Regions from separate parts of the Homo sapiens genome. Here all the other regions are linked to region 1. Evidence: chromatin contacts called from ENCODE Hi-C or POLR2A ChIA-PET data. All regions are on one chromosome and are shown on one strand. Each heading gives the region's core, a stretch centred on a gene start or an enhancer-like site at or near the end of the contact. The rest is flanking DNA. Distances are from core to core; before and after follow the strand shown. Region 1 holds the start of KIAA1958. Region 2 holds the start of CDC26 (cell division cycle 26). Region 3 holds the start of ZNF483 (zinc finger protein 483).

Region 1 (3,880 bases), core at 1,381-3,880:
AGCAATCCTCCTGCCGCACCCTCCCAAAGTGCCGGGATTATGGCCCTCAGCCAACCCACTAGGTTTACTGTGATTGCTTTCTCTAGGATCTTCGTTTTTCAAGTCCTAGCTGCCTTAATAGACCTGACTCCAAATTTTGTATCTCCAGGCCAGTAAGACTGCCGGTAAGCTCTAGGGTGCTTCTTTCTGACTTCTACACTCCTAGACACAAATCAACAATGCCCTGAGAAGGAAAAGCGGCTGAGAATGCAGGACTCACTTCAGAGTATTTCTCTTCTTCCTGGGGGGCTCGTGGACTCTCAAGCCTTGGATGACAGGGTTGCTCTCCAATTGTTTTAAACAGACTTATTTATTTTTTTAAACAGCTTTCATCGTTCTCAGTGGCAGAGTTAGTTTGTTCAACAAGGTACCTCATCATGGTTGGATGCCTGCATCATTAAAAAAATTCATTGTAGTGAAATATCCTTTAAACAAATAAAATTAGATTTGTTTTGAAGTTGATTGTGGCAAAAACAATTTAAAATTTACCTTTGTAACTACTTTTAAGTGTACAGTTCGGTGGTGTTATATTTACATTATTGTGTAACATCTCTAGAAATTTTTCATCTTGCAAAATTGAAACTCTGTACCCAGTAAACATTATATCACCATTTTCCCCTCCCTCTACCCTCTAGCAACCACTATTCTACCGTCTTGTTTCCACAAGTTTGACATAATCCCACAGTTTACATACCTCTACATAGTTCATATAGGTCAAATCATAACAGTATTTGTCCTTTTGTGACTGGTTTATTGCACTTGGCACAACATCCTCAAGGTTCATCTATGTTGTAGCCTGTGATAAGATTTCCTTCCTTTTTAAGGCTGAATAATATTCCATTATATGTATATATCACATTTTCATTCATCTCTTCATCTGTTGATGAACATTTGGGCTGCTTCAACCTCTTGGCTATTGTGAATAGTGCTGCAATGAACATGAATGTGCAAATATCTCTTCGATATCCTGCTTTCAATTCTTTTGGATATTTACCCAGAAGTGGGATTGCTGGATCATATGGTAGCTCTAGTTTTAGTTTTTTGAGGAACTTCCCCACTGTTTTGCATAGTGGTGGTACCATCTACATTCCTATCAGCATTGCATAAGAGTTCCAATTTCTCCACAAGATCCCATCTTTAGAATATGCAGCAATTAACTAGGGGGTTTTCATTTTTGGTCTTTTTTGTTTGTACAAACATTATTGTGTCAACATTTACACAGATTTTAAATTTCAGCCTAGACCTGGAAGAGTGTTGATAGAGGAAGGTGTTAAGAACATCAACCGGAATCAGCTCTAGAGATGGAGAGGGGTTGGCAGAAGCTACCTAAAAGAGAACATGCTTGATGTGGTAATGAAGTTACCTGCTTGGATTCTGGACGACCCTGGATATTTTCTCCTTTGCTAAGAAGTTAGCTTCTTTCTCTCCCTCAAAAATATTCTTCTCTTCCCTTACCTACTCCAAGGGTACAAGTGACTGGGGTATGCCTGTCACAGATGAGGTGAGGCCAAGATGTGGGCACTACGTAAGGCCTGACAGATATGGTGTAAATGTTATTTATTACCATGATTACTGTTTTGGAGATGGTCAGTGCTGTAAATAGAAAGGGAGTTAAGAGCAGACTCTGAAGCCAGACTGTCCGGAATGAATCCAGGCTCCTCTAGCTACTATCTATGTGATGTTGAAAAAATTTCTTAATTTCTCTGTGCCTCAGTTTCCTTATCATAAAATGGCAATGTTAATAGCACCCACTATGTAGAGTTCTTAGGATTAAATAAATTAATATTCGCTAAGTACTCAGTGCAAACTGTGGGCACACAGCAAGTACTACGAAAGTGTTAGGTAAAATAAAGGTGGACCAAGCCTGGTAGCACCTAGCAAGTCCAGCTTCATCTTTGCTGTGCTGAGTCGTGTAGGTGGTGTTCTTGTGTCTCTGGTTTGCTGGAGGACCTAGTTTTAGTGTATTTTAGGTATCATTAAGCATCCCCGCTCCCTCGATGGGATAGGGGTGTGTGTGTTACAGGTGGTTGTTGGGCACCTTCACGGGGCAGCGGTGACTATGGGCTGTACGTAGTATCTCGGTAGAAAGTGTTAATGCACATCCCTGGGCGGAGAGGTAACTCTACTCAATGCGTTATAAGGGAAATCACACACCTCACGGATGGTGTAGGTTCTGTCTGCTCCTTGCGTTTCAGTGGAGGTGCACAGAGCTCCGGGGGGCATCGGGGACCGCGGGCCCAGGACGTGTAGTAGGGAGCAGTGCTGTACACTTCCTCGGACCATAGCGGGGACGGCGGGTTCCACACCTGTCGGGGCAGTAGGGACTGAGCTCGTGCGCGCGGAGGATGGATTGCTCCAACCTCTCGGTCCAGCGCGCCGGCCGCCGCGTGCGAACGTGTGTGCGGCAGGAGGCTCGATCTACACCTCCTCGGGGCAGCAACGACTGCGAGCTCGGTGCGTGCCGTAGGAGGTGTCGTTACACACTTCCTGTGGGTCTCGCCGACCACGGCGCGTTTCCGGTGCCGGCTGGAGCCCGGGGTCCGAGCCCCCGCCCCGCTCGCCGGCCCCGCCCCGGCCCGCCCGCGCCCCGCCCCCTGCCCGCCCGCCGCGCTCCGAGCCGGGCGCGCGGAGCTCGGGGCGCACGGAGCGGCGCGCGGCGGTCGGCCGAGCCAGGCTGGCGCCCCCGCCCCCCGCCCCGCTCCTCGGTCCGCCGCCCGCCGGGCGCCTTCCCCGCTCCACTTACCTTTGGTGCCCGGCCCTCTGGCCGCTCTCCTCCCGCCCTCGCGCCCCTTCGGCCCGTCCCGTCCAGCCCGGGCTGCCCGGCTCTCGCAGGCCCCCCCGCGCCGACCGCGTTCCTATGGACAGACGCACAGACACCTGCAGGTGGGTGAGAGCCCGCGCGCGGGGCGGGGACGAGTGCGCCGACGCCGCGACCCAGGCGGGGAGCCCCTTTGTGTGGGGGGCGGCCGCGCCGGGGTCGACTCTGCTTCCCCGTCAGCGGCCGCGCGGTGACCCGGCTGAACCTTCCTTTTGTCTCCTCTCGGGGGAGCGAGGCCGGAGCGAGGGCAGGGACCCGGGCGGCCGCTCGTCGGCAGCGCCGGGCTTGGGGGTGCGAGGCGCAGAGACCCCCGGTGGCGGCTCCGGTCCGCCTGCCCCGGGCCGCCCCGCCGCCCGGCAGCTCGGGTCTCAGCGGCGGCTGCAGGCGCAGTGCGTGGGGCTGGCGCCCCCGCTCCTGCTCTTGGGTCTGTCGGAGGTGGGAAGGAGGGCGGGAAGGAGGAGGAAAAGGTCTGTCCTCTTAGTTTCCAAGTCTTGAGATGCTTATGGAGAAAGAGAGGTGGTTCAGGGCTCTGCCCCACTAGTTTTCCTCCTCGGGTGGCTCGCCGAGGTGCGTTTGGGGCGTGTGTGAAGGAACGTGCATGGCTTCGCTCCCTTATTTATTGTTTCTAACGGAGGAGGGCTTTCTCCAAAAGGCTCTTCCGCCCCCCCACCCCCATCTGAGGCTGCGCACAGTGATTTGTGTTTGTTATCAAATATATCGAGAAATGTATTCCCCTGGGTAGGAGGAGGTTGGACTGAACAACGTCAAACCAAAATCAAAGAATGTTTTTGGTTCCTTCAAGTCTTTTTTTTTCTTTAAGGTTTTAGATTGGGACTTTAAAAAAAATGAACGTGGCTGTGATTTTTACAATTATATGTATTTAGTGTGTGTGCGTGTGTGTGTGTGTGTGTGTGTGTGTGTTTTGAAGTTTAGGAGTAAAGTTTTGTTTTTTCCCGAACTCGTTAGGATTCGCAAGACGGAATCCTCTCCCGACGAAATAAACAGCTAACAAGCCAGTCAGGT
Region 2 (3,921 bases), core at 165-2,664, 790 kb after region 1:
GAAGTCATCGAAGCAAGCTGTTCAGTTTGGTTAATAATTTTAGCCTCCTATAAAAATTATAAAGGTCAACATGATAAGCATTAAGTGAAAATGATGGAAGTGAAAACTCCTTGAAAGTATGTACAGATACAAATTATTACACGTATCTAGGATGAAACTAAGGACTGTGAAGTATACAAAGGAAGAAATAGTTCCTTCTCCCATGAAGCTTAGGATACTACAGGTGATATTATCAACACAAAACACTGGCACATTACATTTCAAATTCCTTTGTACTAAATCAGGCATTATCTTCTACCAGATTCCAATGCAGACAAATGGTAGAGAAAGCCAAAGTTCCAAAGAGGGAAAGAGAGGGATAGGGATACCTAAAAGGGGGAAAAAAAAATCTATACATTTTACCTTTTCTGCAAACTGCAAAAAACTGGCCACTAGGGAGCAGTATAGATTAACAGTTAAAAGTGCTGGCTGTAGAGGTTAAAGGGCACAGGTTTTAATCCCACTACACCACCGATCCTGAACAATTCGTTTCATTTCTCACTAGACCTTAGTTCCCTCATCTGTATCCTACTCTGCTGTTGTAGGAAGTCAATAACGTAATACAGAGTAAGCTCTTGGAATATTATTTGGCATTTAATAAATGTTCAATAAATAACATCTATTATTGCTGTAATTGTTCTAGGGGGTTGCATGAGGATCTGGCCAGCTAGGGAAACGTCAATATTTTGAGGATCTCCCACCGCCCATGTGGGGATAAAAACCTTATCCTGTTCGTCTCTAATGCCCCAGCATCCAGCAGGGCAGAGAGACGTACAGAGTTACCTGACACCTTCCTATCCATCATCTTACTCTCAATCTGATACAAAGACCAGGCTGAAGACAAATCAACAAAATCAGGCCGAAGCTCCTCCGCCGGGTCTTTATTTGACTTTGGCACTAGCGGGCTCTTCTAGCTTAATCTCCCGCCGCAGCCCAAATCCACCGCCGAGCCATCAAGCTCAGAGGGGGAGCCTGGGAAGACTTCCGGACCATGGAGGAGAACAGTCCTCGTCCCCTAGCTCCAGGCCTGTACCTCGGAGCCCAGGCAAGGGTTTCTATGGTAACATGGTCCTCGGCTCCAAGAAGACGTAAACGCCCCCGTACGCCCGGGGGGCACAGCGGACCCCGGAAGCCCTTGACTCGCTCCAGAGTTCAGCCCCGAGCCGCGCGAGTCGACTCACCTACCTCTTTTCAAGCCGGCCTAGCCCCTTCCCGGAACCTCGGCTCCCCCCCAACGAAACTACTGCTAAGCCAACTGGACTACACTTCCCAGACTGCTTGGAGCCTCTCTCTCCGCAGAACCTCGTCTTCCGCGAGCTTTTCCTGGAGGTTCTAGGAGGGATGCCCCTCAATGCCACGACGCCATTTCCTACTACGACTTCCATCATGCTCCGCGCCGCTCCGGGGGCGGTGACCCCTCTTGGCCCACGTCTTGTCAGTGACGCACTTCCTGTCAGTGACGCACTTCCCCTCTGCTGGGCGCGCGGTGGACGGTCTGAAAGGGAGTGTTCGGGTTTCGCTGGGGCCTCGCGGCTCCAGAGCCCAGCATGGCTTCCTCGCGAGCCTCTTCCACGGTACAGAGCCCGGGATCCCAGCTCACTCTGGCAGGGAGCGCTAAGGGGGAAGGGGATCTCTGCGGGAAGGGGCCGTTAAGGAGCGGGAGAAGGCGGTGGAGGGCTGAGGAGGAAGGCTGCGGGACTCAGCGGTGTCCTACACAGCGGACCACCGTTTTCCTGATCCCTAAGCGCTTTCGTGGACTGTAGCTTATTTGCACCTCTCCCACTACAGCCCCAAAGGGCAAGCATCTCTTCCGACTCATCCAGTAACGGTGCTCTGAAATAGGGAAGTGTCTTGGCCAAGGTTTATGCCTTTGGCAGATCTCAGAATTTTAATGAGACCTACTAACTCCTACTACCTCACGTCTAGGAACGTTTGAAATGTATACACTTGTAATGTTGTAACTTGTTATCCTTTAGCACCGCGTTGGTTATTTCATCTATCCTTAGTATTTCCCCAGTGATAAGCAGTAATCCGGGAAGCATAAAACACGAGATTGAACACTTCCAACGGAATGAAGTAAACAGATTTCAGAGCAAACCTTTCATAGGAAAATACCCGAGAGAACCTCACTAGTTTTATTAATCCCATCAACCAAAGTGAGGGACTGAAACACCCTCACCCTACCTTCACCTCCTCAAATCAATGAAGAGCGTCTTAAGTAGTGTCCAATTTGTCCTTTCAATTACAGAGGAAACAGGACTGTGAAACTCAGGGTGAGCTTCATCCTCTGGTGAAGTCCGGTAAATTGCCAAGATTAAACCTTAGTTTAATGCAGATCTTTGATTTAGCAGGCAACCAAAACTAAAGCACCCGACGACTTAGTTGCTCCGGTCGTGAAGAAACCACACATCTATTATGGAAGTTTGGAAGAGAAGGAGAGGGAGCGTCTGGCCAAAGGAGAGTCTGGGATTTTGGGGAAAGACGGACTTAAAGCAGGGATCGAAGCTGGAAATATTAATATAACCTCTGGTAAGATGCAAATTGTGAGCCCATCTTTACCTCTTTGTGTAATGAATACCTTTCTAAACTTAAATACCACAGTTTTATAATGTCAAAAAATTACAATTTTTTTTTTTTTAAACAGAGTCTCGCTCTGTCGCCAGGCTGGAGTGCAGTGGTGCGATCTTGGCTCACTGCAACCTCCGCCTCCCGGGTTCAAGCAGTTCTCCTGCTTCAGCCTCCCGAGTAGCTGGGATTACAGGCGCACACCACCACGCCCGGCTAATTTTTGTATATTTAGTAGATATGGGGTTTCACCATGTTGGTCTGGCTGGTCTCAAACTCCTGACCTTGTGATCCGCCCGCCTCGTCCTCCTAAAGTGCTGGGATTACAGGTGTGAGCCACTGTGCCCGGCAGAATTTCAATTCTTAAACTTGCAGCTATAAGGCTGTATTTTGCCTACCCCCTTATTATCATGCAGAGAGCCTTTTTCTTACAATCTGTTATATAGTTTTTCTTCTATGAGTGAGCAGTCTTATCAAAAATTCAGTGTACATTTGGATTCAGATTGATTCCATTTGTCTTCTGGAGATCTAACATAGTTCTGGCATTGGTTTGCAGCTAGAGTGGTTCATGATATTCTCCCTTTTGAAGTTTTGTAATTATTTTTTACCCAAAGTGAAATCTTTTTGTGTGTGTGTGTGTGTGTGACAGGGTCTCACTCTCTTGCCCAGGCTGGAATGCAGTGGCGTAACCTTGGCTCACTGCAACCTCTGCCTTTTGTGTTCAAGGGATTCTCCTGCCTCAGCCTCCCGATTAGCTGAGATTACAGGTGCCCGCCACCACACCCAGCTAATTTTTGTATTTTTAGTAGAGACTGGGTTTCACCATGTTGCCCAGGCTGGTCTCCAACTCCTGACCTCAAATGATCCGCCCACCTCGGCCTCCCAAAGTGCTGGGATTACAGGCGTGAGCCACTGCACCTGACTGAGCTATCTTTTTTTATTATAAAAGTAATAGTGGCCAAGCCTGGTGGCTCACACCTGTAATCCCAGCACTTTGGGAGGCTGAGAAGCGGGAGTCTGGCTTGAGCCCAGGAATCCAAGACCAGCCTGGGCAAATAGTGATACCCCATCTCTACAAAAAGTAGAAAATTAGCTGGGCATGGTGACACGTGCCTGTATTCCCAGCTAATTGGGGTTCTGAGGTGGGGGTTCAAGGCTGCAGTGAGTCATGACTGTGCCACTGCACTCCAGCCTGAACAACAGAGCGAGACCCTGTCTCAAAAAAAAAAGTTATTTTCTTTTAAAAGATCAATGTATAAATGTGTGAAGTAGAAAATCCTGTATTTTTAAAATTAATTGATTGTATATCTTTCTGAG
Region 3 (3,954 bases), core at 441-2,940, 960 kb before region 1:
CCTTTGCCTTCTCCAGCTTCTTCCTGATGCGTCTAAAGCCAGCCAAGGGGAGGTGGGTAAAGGAGAATATGCCATGGGACTCGGGACTGAGAAAACTTTTGTCTTCATTCTCAGCCCTGTTTCTTTTTTTTCTCTTTTTTTTTTTTTGAGACGGAGTTTCACTCGTTACTCAGGCTAAAGCGCAATGGCCTGATCTCAGCTCTTCACAACCTCCACCTCCCGGATTCAAGTGATTCTCCTGCCTCAGCCTCCCGAGTAGCTGGGATTATAGGCATGTGCCACCACACCTGGCTAATTTTTTGTATTTTTAGTAGAGACAGGGTTTCTCCGCGTGGGTCAGGCTGGTCTCAAACTCCCGACCTCAGGTGATCCACCCGCCTCAGCCTCCCAAAGTGCTGGGATTACAAGCATGAGCCACCGCGCCCGGCCATTCTCAGCCCTGTCTCTTCAGCTTGACTTGCTGCCTGTGATAAGCCCACTCCTTTTGAGAGGAGTGGTTCATTTAGTTGAGCTTGCTCTGCCCTTTTGAAGTCTCAGGGCCTTGAATCACCTTGCTCCTTCAGTCTAGAATGAATCTAGTCTTTCTCTCCTAACTCCACCCCTTCAGGGATCATCCAGTTATTAGAACCCTCCAAACAATTTTTCTGGAGTTCTTTGGCCCTTTTTGCAATGCCCCCAATAATCCATGCAAATACTCATTCATAAGCTCAACAAATATCTATTGAGTGCCTGCCATGGGCCAAGTCCTGTTCCAGGACCTAAACACACAACCTAGAACAAATGAAATAAAAATACTTACTCTTCTGAAATTAGTATTCTACTGGAGAAGGCGGACAAGTAGTAAAAAAAAAAATTAACAAACCTATAGGGCATGTTAGAAGAGGAAACAAGAGTAAGGTGGGATTCCTATTTAAGTGGAATGGTGGGAGAGCTTCATTGAGAAGACCTGAAGGGATGAGAGAGCGGGCCGTATGGCCACTTAGGGAAGGAGCAGGTCAGCCGGAAGTACCTGGCAGGTTACAAGAAGAGGAAGGGGTCTATCAAGATTGGAGCAGGAAAGTGGGGAAGAGGTGCGGGAGGTTACAGGGGCTAGATTCCATCAGGCCTTGTAGGCCACTATAAAGACTTGGGTTTTAACTCTGAGTGAAATGGGAAACCATTGCAGGGTTTTAAGCAAAGGAGGGTCATAATTTGACGTTTTTAAAACGTCCGTCTGGCTGTGGAGAATAGCCAAGAGAAGTAAGGTATAATCAAGAAGCTATTGCAATAATCCAGGTGAGCCATGAGGGTGGACTGGACCATGGGGGCAGGTGTGGAAGTCATAAGATTAATATGTGTTTAACTCAAGTTGTGGCATTAATTATGGCTTGCATTAAATGCATCGGTAATATGCTTCTGCGGTGGATTTTTCCACCTTAGATTTCAGGGAATGGAAGTGATGGGAGCGGGTAGGGAAGGTCTGAGGTTACTAAACAGATGGAGCCTCCTGGATCTGCAAACCTCATACGATTCTAGGCCTCTGAGCCTCTGGCGCAGCAATAATTCTGCAGCCGAGCCCACTAGCCGCTTCCCAGTGACCATGCGCAACAGGCAGGTGGGAGCCTATGGAAAGCGCGGACTTTCGGAAAGCTGCACGAGCGCGTTCGGGGAGTCCGGTTCAGCGCCTCTGCGCAGGCGCAGTGGTTCCCGCAGGCTTGCGCGCGCACTCGCTGCGGGACAAGCTTCTGGAAGCTCTTTGCGGTGGCGTTGGTGCTGTTTGCGGATGCTGATGCAGGTACTGGTCGTCCCGGGCCCCGAGTTTCGGGGCCGTGGCCGGGTCGCCGGCTCCGAGGGCGCACTTGGGGCGGGATGGGGGCCGGGAGCAGCCTACCAACGGGCTGTGCGCTGCGCTGCTGCTGCTTCTGTGGGAGGTGCGCACTCCGCTGCGGGATGGGGCTGTTGGCTTCCCTCCATCCCTCCCTGCGCCACTTGGGCACTGTTGACATTTTGGGCGGGATAATGCCTTGTTTTGTTTGTGGTGTGGCGGTGAGGGGGAGGCTCTCCCGTTGTGGCAGGATGTTTAACAGCGTCACTGGTTCTGCCCGTTAGATAACAGTACCACCTCTCGTCCTAGTCGAGCTAACCAAAAATGTGTCCAGACATTGCCAGAGGACCGCTGGGGGGTGAAATCTCTCCTTTTTTCTTCCCTCTGGTTGAGATCCTCTGGCTGCGTCACATTTTCACCGGGCCTCCTATGTAAACTCCCTGTAGACGGAGCCGAGTGTCTTAGTCATCGCGGAGCCCCAGGTGCTCAGCACGGCGCCAGGTACGTGGTGGGCGCCTAATATTTGGCAGAGGAATAAATGACGTCATGCTGCTGTGTGCCGGGCGCTGTACTCGGAAGTGGGTTGTTATTGGTATGGTAGTTGCAATGCGAGGCTGTCACATCCTTCACTTGTCGCATTGTAGTCCCGCTCCGGCTGTATTGTCATTTCCTGGACCCTCTGTGAGCGTGAGGACCCTTTCAGGCCTGTCCACGCCTGGCCCCGCAGCTCATGGCCCCTGGTCTCGTTCCAGCTCATTGTAGTTGCTCCGTCACTTATAGAATGAATGAATGAATGCAACACAGGGCAGTCTGTGTGCAAAGGAGTGCTTTGGGATCAAGCAGAGCATCACACCAGAAGTGACAGTTGAAAGGAGTCAGGCTTTAAAGACGAATAAAAGTTTGGTAGGAGAAAGAAAGCAACATTCCGAGGAGAGGGAATAGCCTTGGTGCAAAGGCTAGGAGAGTATGTAGAGAGAGAGGAGATACTAATTTATGGCTGTAGTGTCAATCGGGTAGCTAGAGCTCAAGAGGTGAGGTCATCAGACAGTGTCTCTAGATCACAATGCCATGGTCCCTGCATGTGAACTTTATCGAGAGACAGTTCGGTGGCTGGTGAGGGACTGTAAGCCGGGGAGTGATAAGATCATATTTTGCATGTTAGAAGGAATTTTTTGGCCACAGTGTGAGACTGGAGTGAAGAACCCTGTACTTAGGCAGTTTCAGAAGGATAGAATGGAGAGGTTCTTAGGAAATAAAATCGCCAGAACTTGGCGATTGATGGGAGAAGTAAGGAGGAAGAGAAATTTGAAAGTCAAATATTAAATTGGGCTTCTGAGTTGAGCAACTAGTGAGAAATGTGTGCCCTTTCATTAAGAAAGGGTAGGAGTTGTTAAATAGCTTTGTGACTGGGTCCCCTTGTGAACCTTTTCTGATAACATTTTGTTTAGGAGGAGTATTCAATCTAAAGCAACTGTTTCCTTAACCCTTAAGTAGCTCCCTGGTTTTTGACTATAAAGAAAATTATGGCTGGGCACAGTGGCTCACGCCTGTAATCCTGACACTTTGGGAGGCTGAGGTGGGTGGATCGCCTGAAGTCAGGAGTTCAAGACTAGCCTGGCCAACATGGCGAAACCCCGTCTCTACTAAAAATACAAAAATTAGCCAGGCATGGTGGTGGGCGCCTATAATCCCAGCTACTCAAGAGGCTGAGGTAGGAGAATCACTTGAACCCAGCCGGGGCAGAGGTTGCAGTGAGCCGAGATCGCACCACTTCACTCCAGCCTGGGCACCAAGAGCGAAACTCCGTCTCAAAAAAAAAAAGAAAGAAAGTTATCCTTTTAATTGAGCAGGGCTTTTCTAGGCCTTTGCTGGTATGTGTGTGGATATATTTCTCTGAACCAAACCAAGAACGATGTTTTTAGGACTAACAACAGTTTTTTTACTTATTTAATGCCTTAATATTTCTTCTTGACAGTTTCTGCAGGACTGTAAACTGGATTCCTGGAACCTTTGATATTCCTGGCTGTGTATAGTGCCTGTTGGTGGACTGTACTGATACTCAACTAGAGTGTGAAGGGACTGGATTCCTGCCCCTGAGACACAATGCAAGCTGTAGTGCCCTTGAACAAGATGACAGCCATCTCACCAGA

The links. A loop is a pair of places that touch in the nucleus more often than their neighbours do. ChIA-PET counts read pairs that join two places held with the same protein, here RNA polymerase II (POLR2A). Pooled maps may share reads with other maps.
Region 2: a pooled map shows a loop between it and region 1 (8-fold over the local background). The contact joins the promoter of CDC26 here to the promoter of KIAA1958 in region 1. A Hi-C loop is called at or near these places in 1 of 37 single-sample maps with no recorded cell type and 8 of 50 pooled maps.
Region 3: a pooled map shows a loop between it and region 1 (13-fold over the local background). The contact joins the promoter of ZNF483 here to the promoter of KIAA1958 in region 1. A Hi-C loop is called at or near these places in 1 of 168 maps with a recorded cell type or tissue (naive thymus-derived CD4-positive, alpha-beta T cell) and 4 of 50 pooled maps. POLR2A ChIA-PET finds 5 or more read pairs at or near these places in 2 of 52 experiments (H1 and activated CD4-positive, alpha-beta T cell).

The regions. Positions count from the first base shown.
Region 1 is chr9:112,484,197-112,488,076 of GRCh38, forward strand. It overlaps KIAA1958, which reads left to right and starts at 2,631. Exons shown (of 4, transcript NM_133465.4): 1 at 2,631-2,922. HSDL2-AS1 (HSDL2 antisense RNA 1) reads right to left here and starts at 3,448. Exons shown (of 5, transcript NR_171779.1): 1 at 2,783-3,448; 2 at 2,194-2,345. RefSeq lists an enhancer at 2,110-2,169 and silencers at 2,600-2,659, 2,740-3,229.
Region 2 is chr9:113,274,158-113,278,078 of GRCh38, forward strand. CDC26 (cell division cycle 26) reads right to left here and starts at 1,415. Exons shown (of 4, transcript NM_139286.4): 1 at 1,225-1,415. PRPF4 (pre-mRNA splicing tri-snRNP complex factor PRPF4) reads left to right here and starts at 1,501. Exons shown (of 14, transcript NM_001244926.2): 1 at 1,501-1,613; 2 at 2,391-2,568. The coding sequence starts at 1,587. RefSeq lists enhancers at 526-1,381, 1,149-1,488.
Region 3 is chr9:111,523,489-111,527,442 of GRCh38, forward strand. It overlaps ZNF483 (zinc finger protein 483), which reads left to right and starts at 1,691. Exons shown (of 6, transcript NM_133464.5): 1 at 1,691-1,774; 2 at 3,780-3,954. The coding sequence starts at 3,908. RefSeq lists a silencer at 1,594-1,943 and enhancers at 2,044-2,243, 2,355-2,854.